2 separate regions of the Mus musculus genome follow, and region 1 is linked to region 2. The links are chromatin contacts, found by Hi-C in ENCODE. All regions are on one chromosome and are shown on one strand. The core of a region is the stretch at or near the end of the contact, and the rest is flanking DNA. Distances in the headings are between cores, read along the strand shown. Region 1 holds the start of AW495222 (expressed sequence AW495222). Region 2 holds the start of Bhmt (betaine-homocysteine methyltransferase).

Region 1 (4,627 bases), core at 727-3,226, 81 kb after region 2:
CTTTCTGAGTGTCGGGATCACAGATGCCCTCCCATACCCAGACGAACCCTGTGAAAACATGTGTTAGTTGTTTACTACCGTTGCCCTGGAAACTTTGGAGGCTCGTATGGGGCCAGGGTCCGGGCTAAAAAGTGAATCTGACTGCTCTCTGTGCAGGAGTCTCTCTGTGCAGGAGTCAGGCTTACACACAAATGGTCACTGAACTGACTGCTCCTTGTGAGCTGTTCTTTTAAAGACCACCAAAGGTTGCTTTGTGCTGGTGGGGTTTTCTCCTACACGTGTTAGTTAATGGATGTGAGCGCAGGCCCTGCCAGCACCACTCTCATGCCTGTGTGGGCCCTGCCTGTGCATTTCAGGTGAGCTGGGCTGGGAGCTGTACCACAGACGAGAAGATTCTGCGACGCTTTATGAGCGCATCATGAGTGCCGGCCAGGAGGAGGGCATCGGCGACTTTGGAACTTACGCCCTGAACGCTTTGAGACTGGAGAAGGCTTTCCGAGCCTGGGGCTCCGAGGTTTGCATGCTAGCATCCTCACTAACGGATGCTTACCTTACTGTATCTAATGTTGGGAGACTAGTTTTCATAGCATTACTACTATCAGTTCCAGCTAGAAGAGAAATCAAATGCCATTAAATGACTTTGAGTAGGGAAAGAACTCCCCTGCCTCTCTGCTTTCCAGATGAGCACTGACTGGGTTTGGGGGTAACGTTTATTCTGCCTTAATTCCCCCTGCTTAGTGGTGAACCCCAGACATTTTCTGGCAGGCACACGCCAGAGGATCTGAGTATCACCTCTCACATCCTTGCTTTCCCTCTGTTACGTTTCATTTCCCTCTCACAATCATCCTTAGGCGAACTAATGTCCTTTTCTTTTGAGGGACAGGGACAGTGGTCCCGTGTGTGTGGGTCTAGTCTTCCCCACCAGTGGGAATCAAGAGCTTCTCTGTGTACAATTGTTAACCACTTACACAACATTTTTATATGCATTGATTCTGCTTTGCTTCTGTCTTAGTTTCCTTCCTGTTTCTGTGGGGGAAAAAAATACCCTGACAGAAGCGAATTCAGGGAGAAAGGGTTTCTTTCAGTTCACAGGTCCAGGTTACAGTCCTTCAGAGTGGGGAAGTCACAGTGACAGTGGCTTGAGAGAACTGGTCATGTCACATCCATAGTCTAAAATGATTGCAAGCCCCTGGACAGCTGCTAACTGGCTTCCTGCACTTTACCCAGGATCCCCTGCCCAGGGAATGTGGTGTCCACAATTATGAAGGGTCTTCCCACATTGACTGTTGTCATCAAGATAAAGCCCCTATGCGCGTTCCCAGAAGCCCTTGTTCTATGACTTAGCTTTACCACGACTCTTATTTTGCATACATTCACTGGGTTCATTGAGCCCCCAACATCCAGATTCCTGTGACCAGGGTCCTATTTACCTTGTGGGAGAAACAAAACCCTAACTTTTACAGAGAACTGACGTTTTAGGGGCCATTGTAAACATGAGCTTCCGAGTGGGGACTCTGGGGTTTAAATCTATCCTTTACTTAACTCTTGGCTGGCTGGCCTGCTCTCTTATAAAATGGAGTATTTATCCTAAAGAATCAGCGCAGACGTAGAGATGGTTAGTAATGAGCCGAACAAACACACTATACAGTTAATTTCTAGGTTAACCTGAGAGCTCAGGTACTTACCCTTGGGCCTTCTCATTGATGCAAGCTTGCAGGAAGCCGGTCCTGCCTGCTGCAGCGAACTCAAGTTTACAGCCAGGACTCAGGCAAGGCCAGCTGCCCTCAGAAAACAAAACAAATTTGTCCCCATGCTCAGGAAAAAGGACAGAGAAGCCACCCCTTGAGAGTTAAACATCGCTGTATTCTAGCCTCAATTTTTCTGATGTTTTTGGTTTTTTTGTTTTTCCTTCTGCTTCCTCTCCCTGGGCTCCATTTTAGGGTCCTCTTTCCCAACAGTGCCAGAGCGCCCTCTAGTGCAGAAACATCGGCGAAGTCGCTCTGTTTCCCTGAAAAAAAAAATCTCTAATTTTGGCAGACTGAAAAATAATTTCAGAGTAACTCAAACTAATTTAGGAAATATGAGAACACTTTTATGTGGTGTAAAGTAGTCTTACGTTTATCTAGTTTATGTCGACTCTTTGGGAGGTTAGAGCAGGCAGTTCTCATTCCCATAAAGAAATGAACAACAAAAAACCCGACTTCCAGAAAGGTCCTCTGCTCATTAACACTTAACTGAGTACATCGAGGTATTCTGTTCCCATTTCTATACATTTAGCAGTTCCTCCTGAGTTCATCTCTTTCATTTCCCCTCAGTTCTCATCGTATAAATTAGAATCTTCAAAAACCCCTTAAAAACAAAACAGTGATAAAAACCCCCTAACTTCATTCAGGTTTAGAACTAAATATTGGATTTCCCCTGAATTGATGCATCCTATCTCGAGTCAGCTAGTTCTGAGCTTTAATCCTCCCTTCCCGTTTTCTTTCTAGAACTCTGCAAAAGCCAGTGTTCTGTCACCTGCTTTCCCCTCTTTACCCCCATTCATGGCTAAATGCAAGCTAAGCAAAGTTACTTGTTACTTTTTTAAAAACACAATTATGTAATTAAAATTATTACATAACATACATGAGATTCTTGTTTGTGAAACACCATGTACTAGCCTTCAAATATTTATTAAGGTAAAAGATCGGAGGCCAGAGAGATGGCTCAGTGGTTAAGAGCACTGTGTGTGCTTCTCCTGCAGAGAAGCAGAGGTCAGTTCCCAGCATCCTCGATGGGCAGCCCCGTTACTTCAGTTCTGGGAGAGCACACCTGCACACACCCACACGCAGACATGAACACATACATGTACACGCAATGAAAACAGATAAATTCATTAACACCTTTAAAATAAAAGAGCAGTGGAAACCAACCCAATGTTCAGTCTCTGTGTTTGCCATATTTAAAAATAACAGCATTTGCCAAAGGCTTCATTTGAATGGAAAATACTGCTTCAGAGACTAGTCCATAATTGGTCTTTTAAAGAATCTTTACTCAAAAACCATCCAGTGTCCTTAATTCTGGGGAGACTAATATAAGAAAGTGATGTCTCTGTTTCTATCATTGTTATGCATCAGCTCAAGGTGGGAGCCAGTGTTTGCCAGTATTTGCTGAGTGAAGGTAATGGGTTTGTTTCTGTTTTAGTAATCTCTTCATCTCCCCTCGCCCTGTACTTGCTGGGAGTGGTGGTGAACTCCTTTAATCCCCTACCTGGAGGAAGAGGCAGGCAGATCTCTCTGAAGTCCTTTTAAGGACAGCGCAGTTCTTCAGTGAACCAAATTAGCAGGCTCACCTGGGATTCAAAACCTGTTTCCCTTCCAGATGAACTGTGACACAAACCCCTTGGAAGCTGGGCTGGAATATTTCGTGAAGCTGAATAAGGTATGTTTACGTTCCCCAGGGTGTATGAAATGAATGTGAAGGTGATGGCAGTGTTTTACGACAGAGCCACGCTTTCTTTAAAACTTAGCCAAGTGTGACTACAGAAGAAACGAGTTGAATATAAATACTAAACATGGCTTGATGCTCCGTGTGAATTATCCGCCGTAATTTGATCAGCTTCACTGTGGAAGAGCCTGGAGACGTAAGGCAGCAGAACTCAACTTCTTTAAGGGTTAAGACTTAAAACCCAAGGCGCTGGAGAGATGGCTCAGTGGTTAAAAGCACTGACTGCATTTTTCAGAGAACCTGGGTTCAAGTCCCAGCACCCACGTGGCACCTCACAATTATCTGTAATCCCAGTTCCAGGGCATCCCACACCCTCACACAGACATGCATGCAGGCAAAGCACCGATGCACATAAAATTTTTTAAAAATAGTTAAAAGAAGACTAAAACCCAAGGTGAAAGTTAGTAAAAATCACAAGATGATTAACAGATTTCAACAGGCATCTTTATAGAAATTGTGCTGCATGTATGTTGTGTGTGTATCAGCCACCCCTGGTGGCTGGTGAGGTTGCGCGTCAGCTAAGCAAGCAGTAAGGACATTGACTTTCCCTGGATGCTTAAAGGATAGAAGAGCCTCGCCACATTGGGTTAAGCAGGGGTTTATGATTCAGTTTTGCGTCTAATGATAACATCTAAATGTAAACACAAGATGTGTTTCCAACGTGCCCAGTACCAAGTGTGTATTTACTGAGGAGGCCAACACAGGTCCAGAGAACTATTATTCACATCGATATGCCAAAGGGACACTCTACATCAGTGGTCCTCAGCCCACCAGGCTCAGTCTCATCTGTAAACTTGTTAGAAATGTCAATTCTCAGGTCCAACCCTAGACTCACTAAAAGCAGAATTTCGGGGAGCCTGGACAACAAAGCTGTGTTTTAATAAACCCTACGGGGGTTCCTAAGAGTCGAGAAACCCCACCGGTGCTGCATAACTACTGTGGAAACTTATATCATTGGAGGCCATTTCTTTGTGGCCCTGCCCGTTGGAGCCAGCCCTACACATGGAAATAAGGTCATGCCACTGAGCAGTGCTTCAGAGCTTCAGAGTCACATGAAAGAATGTAAAAGGACTTGCCTAAGTAGGTGATGGTGGCAAGGTTAGGAGGAACAGCTGCTGTCAGGCTACTGGTTAGGATTCTC
Region 2 (4,737 bases), core at 386-2,885:
CTGCCTCCCAAGTGCTAGGATTAAAGGTGTGCGCCACTACGCCCGGCCTAGCCCTCGTTTTTTAACATTTATATGGAAACAGAGGTATTGGGGAGGTGCCCTTATGCCACTCAATTCTGTTCTTGATAATTCTCTAAAAATTCCCCCATCTTGCCCCTCCCCCCACTGTATTGTGTTTTCAGACATTGTAGCACTGTGTAGCCTAGACTGGTCTTGAACTCTGAACCTCTTGCCTCTTTCTCCTGAGTGCTGGGATTTCATCCATGCCCCATCAGCCCCTAGTAGAGAGGCTGGTGACATTTGTAAACTTGAATTTGGGAAGTGGATTAGAATCCATGGTTTTACAAATGGGATCAAAGAAGAGGTGTGTGTGTGTGTGTGTGTGGTGTGATAAGCCATCTTTGTAGTCTTCAGGGGACATCATTTAGTAAATCTATGGACTGGCAGTAATTGAAACCTTACTTGACTCACATACCCTTCTCACACACTGGCATGAAGTCTCCCTCAGGGGCATGGTGTTTACATTTTAACAGGGTTAGCTTTCTTCCTCCCCCTCCCATAGATGTCTTTTTGAATTGGTGTTTGTCCCTTTACAAACTGGGCACACTCAGGTGGTTCCCCAGCAGGGGAGAACTGAGGGTTATGGTCAGCCTGGCTCCATCTGTCTCCCAGCCACCTCCTGAGGTCTTGTGTGCCTGGGTTTGATATCAGATCCAAGTATATTATCCCCATCTATGCCTACATCCCCTAACACAGAAGGTCAGATTTGGACTGACCTCCTGGGTCCAGCAGGCATTTTGTTTTTTTAGAATTCTGTGAACAGTCCTTCCTCAGCGTCTTAAAACCATTCTACTTATTTGTTTCTGAAACCGTAAGGCAATCGGGCCGGCTCTGCAGCTGCCTGCCCCTCCTGCACCCGGCAAGCCACCAGCCAGAGCCAACTCCCACTGTGGGAAATTGCACCCCTGGATCCATGAGCAGCTTCTCTGGGATATTTCTCTGGTCTTTAGGGGTGCTGCACTCATGAAGGGTTGAGTCTGATGGGCTGAAGGGAGCACCCTGACATCCAAAGTGGCTGTCTTGTGCCTTGTGTCACTCCACAGATAGGTCCAAGGTGGAGCCAGAAGTGCAGGAGGGCCAGAGACCATATAGAATACACTATTGTTAGAAGAAACCCCCAGTCAGAACTCAAAGTTCTGAGTGCCCCTTTTGACCTAACACTGCCAACTAGAAGGATGCTGGGCCACAGCCAGGCTCCAAGCACCTCTCTGCGCTTGCTGACATTGGGGGTACCCAGCTGATGGTGTATTGAGAGCTCTCTCCGGCTCCCTGCACACTCACCTTCTTGGCCTTCTTGCCAGCAACTGGTGCCATCTTTCCGGTGTAGTGAGTGGCGCTGAACACAGCTGCGGATTGGAGGGTAGCTGTTCCCAGCAAAGTCTGTGCTGCTGGGCCGCTGCTGGTCTCTTTATACAGCAGCTAGAGTTCCCTAGCCTTGGCCAGGTCCAACACATGGCCTCAGGCAGGGAACACGCCCACCAGCCTTTGAATTAGGCCAGGGGCTAGCTGGGAAGCTGCCTGTGGGAGGAGAAGTCGAGATTGGTCTCCTAGATGGGTGGAAACGCGAAGTTAAGATAAGAAAAAAATACTGAGGTCGCTGCTAGCTCGTCTGCACACTGACCTTTGTCCAATAGCAGGCCTCTGACCTTGATCTGGGGTCAGGTATCCATGACCCACTTAAGCTGCCAGACCATACCCCCAAGAATTCCACTCAGTGACCAAATATTTGACAAAGGCGAAGATACAAGATCATTGCATGAGGATGCGATGCCCGGCAAGAACTTGGCACAGAGTGTAAACTGCATGACCTACATCTGGCACAAGTAACATAACTTGCCCTTTGCAGAAGCGCTCAGTGCCAATCCTCCAAGTAGTGGGTTTGTTCTCAGTGACCTTACAGGCAGGCTTTTGGCGGTTTCTGGTAACCGTGGCACCATCTAACAAGCACAGTGTCTAACAAGTAAAAGGCAAAATGGAAAAGATCCTGAAGATCTTAAAGCTCCACATGAAAAACCAAAGCGAAGCAAACCCCAGAGGAACCAGAAGCAGCCTCCAGTGCAGTGGAGCGCAGCGGACTGCTGATGTAAAAAGGTGTTTAACCTTTGGCGATTCATGATAATTCCCTAAATATTTAAAAAAAAAACACGATGATATAAAAACACTAGAGATCTCACCTACAAAAACTGCCCAACATATTAGTAAATACTTAAAGACAACAAATAAGCACTGGAGGCTATTTTCCTCCTGCGGAACAATGGTCTCAATTGCACACATGCAGAAGAAATTACAGTAGCAGACAACACATTGGTAAAAGTTTAAAGTGATGTATGAATGATATACAATGAGACAGCTTTTTTACAAGTCCATTTCCCTCTGATAAATATGTAAAAACTTAAAAATGGAAAAAAAGAGAGAAAAGATATATTGAAATTAATTCAAGTGACAGACAATATTTTACTGCCCCTCCCGCCACCCCCATCCATCAACCCTATACACTATCAGGAGTCTGGAAGAACGAGGTACATTCACAGTACATTAATGCCATCTTTGGCAGGGTCCACATCTTCCCCCACTAATGTCCTGGAGAAGCTAAGTAAGTAATAGTTAATGAATGCCCTTGCTGTCTATAGCAGTAATAGCCGATATTGGTGCACTACACTGGGGACTCCAGGCACTAGAGGGCTTTACCTGGGTTTACACACATATCCAGACCCTACAAAACAGTGGGGATTTTAAACTAGTAGCTTTGGGCTAGAAGGATAGCTCAGTGGTTACGAGCACTAGCGGTTCTTCCAGAGGACTCGGGTTTGATACCCAGCACTCACATGGCAGCTCACAACTGTCTGCAACTCCAGTTCCAGGGGATCTGATATCCTCCCCTCACACAGACATATATGCAGGCAAAATGGCAATGCACAAACAAACAAAACCTAGTAGATTTAAATTGGAAACAAATCATGAAGTTTTAGTAAATAATATAATCATACAGCAATTAAAAAAAAAAAAGATTGTCCTAGCTGCTGTTGCAAATTCAAGTCCTTGCTCTGGATAAAACCATCTTTAAAAAAAAAAGAAGACTTAGAATTATGTATATGAGCATGCATGTGTGCACACAAGTGCAGGTGACCGTGAAGAACCAGTCACATATCAGATGCCCTGGAGCTTTAGAGAATCCAAGCCAAGTCCTCTGGAAAAGCAGGGGGTGCTCTTCCCTGCTGAGCCATCTTTCCTAGCCCAGGAAATAACTACTCTGATCAGCCCACCAACTTTCTGGGGAAATGCTATGTCCATTTCAGAATAAGCATGTTTATTAGAATTCGTATGTGAATGTGGGGATTCTTTGTTCTCTGAATGCTCACTGACTTCTCCTTTCCCCACATGATTCATAGGCAGCTGCTGAAAGATTTTTATACCTTTTCTTCCAGCCCTCAACTAGGTCTATGGAAATGCCATCCACCTGCCGTTTCCACGCTGGATACTAAACCCACAGTTTGCTGAGTGCTATGGTGCCCAGGCATCAGATGTGTCTTCTCCAGGTTGTTATTTATTTCCCCACAGGGCTGTGCATCCCTACAGGCAGATGGGAAGAACTCTTACAATCAGCACATCTCCAGTTCCTTTGCCCTGATCCCAAAGAACTAAGTCCATGGCAGCATGCTCTGTAATAGGCAGGTCTTGGGAGAATGCCTGTGTTCTTTGATCTCTGCTTCCACAACGAGACAAGATGAGGGAGGTCAAATGGTTGAAGTCCTTGCCTAGTGCAAAATGTTCAGAGTTAAAAATAAATCCCAAGAGAGAGGAGGGTTCGATCTGGAAATTTAATTCCTGAGTTTCATAACCTCAAAAAGAGAGATTATTGTTCTGGCTTTGATCTGCCCAGAACCTCAGAAACATTTATTAAATCCCACTTGGCAAACATGAAGGCCTGTAAGGCGGGGATTTTCGACACTGTGCATGGAGCTAGAGATGAAGAACACCCCCTTCTTTGTGTACCCCAAAGAGGAAGTAGACAGTGTCCCTCATCAATGTTAATGACCTTCTTATCAATATGTAGGTGGCAAATGTCGGGGGCCTTCATCTCCGGTTTAGTTGGGATTTCCTTTTAAATGGAGTAGGGGCTGAGGTGTAGTTACATGGCACAGTGCTTGCCTTGCATGCATCAAGGAAGCTCTGGATTTGACCTCAAGTGACTCTTAGAAAAATAAATGAATGACTGAATAAATGAAGCAATTAAATGTGAAACTGACTTTTCTCAGATCTTTTAAAACTATTATTATAAACCATGAGTCTCTGAGCTCTAAACTATTGAAGATGCTTTGTATTTTAATACAGGGTTTAGTAACATTTGACACCTGTGTAGAGCTCTTTGCAAACTGGTGACAGAAGTGTAGCCAATGTCCATGTTTCTTTTGACAAAGCCAGTATTTATTAAGAAGGAAACTGTGATTCCTTTGTGCAGGGCATTCACCCCTTCCTGTGTACCATCCACGCCATGCTCAGTGTGCTACATACATCTGATTTGTACACTTTTCAGCCTCTGCTGAAGGGTGTGTGTGTGTGTGTGTGTGTGTGTGTGTATGCATGCTTGTGTTTGTGGAGAGCAGAGGTCAATTTCTCAATTTCTGCTTTAACTTCACAGTGCACTCTCTCTCTGTCTCTCTCTCTCTGTCTCTCTCT

Evidence for each region. A loop is a pair of places that touch in the nucleus more often than their neighbours do.
Region 1: a loop to region 2 is called in a map of mouse embryonic stem cell, with 2.0 times the contacts of the local background. The contact joins the promoter of AW495222 here to the promoter of Bhmt in region 2. A Hi-C loop is called at or near these places in 5 of 37 maps with a recorded cell type or tissue (mouse embryonic stem cell and mouse trophoblast stem cell).

Annotation. Positions count from the first base shown.
Region 1 is chr13:93,717,199-93,721,825 of GRCm38, forward strand. It overlaps AW495222 (expressed sequence AW495222), which reads right to left and starts at 1,977. Exons shown (of 3, transcript NR_045086.2): 1 at 1,686-1,977. Dmgdh (dimethylglycine dehydrogenase precursor) reads left to right here. Exons shown (of 16, transcript NM_028772.3): 13 at 357-514; 14 at 3,361-3,420.
Region 2 is chr13:93,636,123-93,640,859 of GRCm38, forward strand. It overlaps Bhmt (betaine-homocysteine methyltransferase), which reads right to left and starts at 1,636. Exons shown (of 8, transcript NM_016668.3): 1 at 1,342-1,636. The coding sequence starts at 1,374.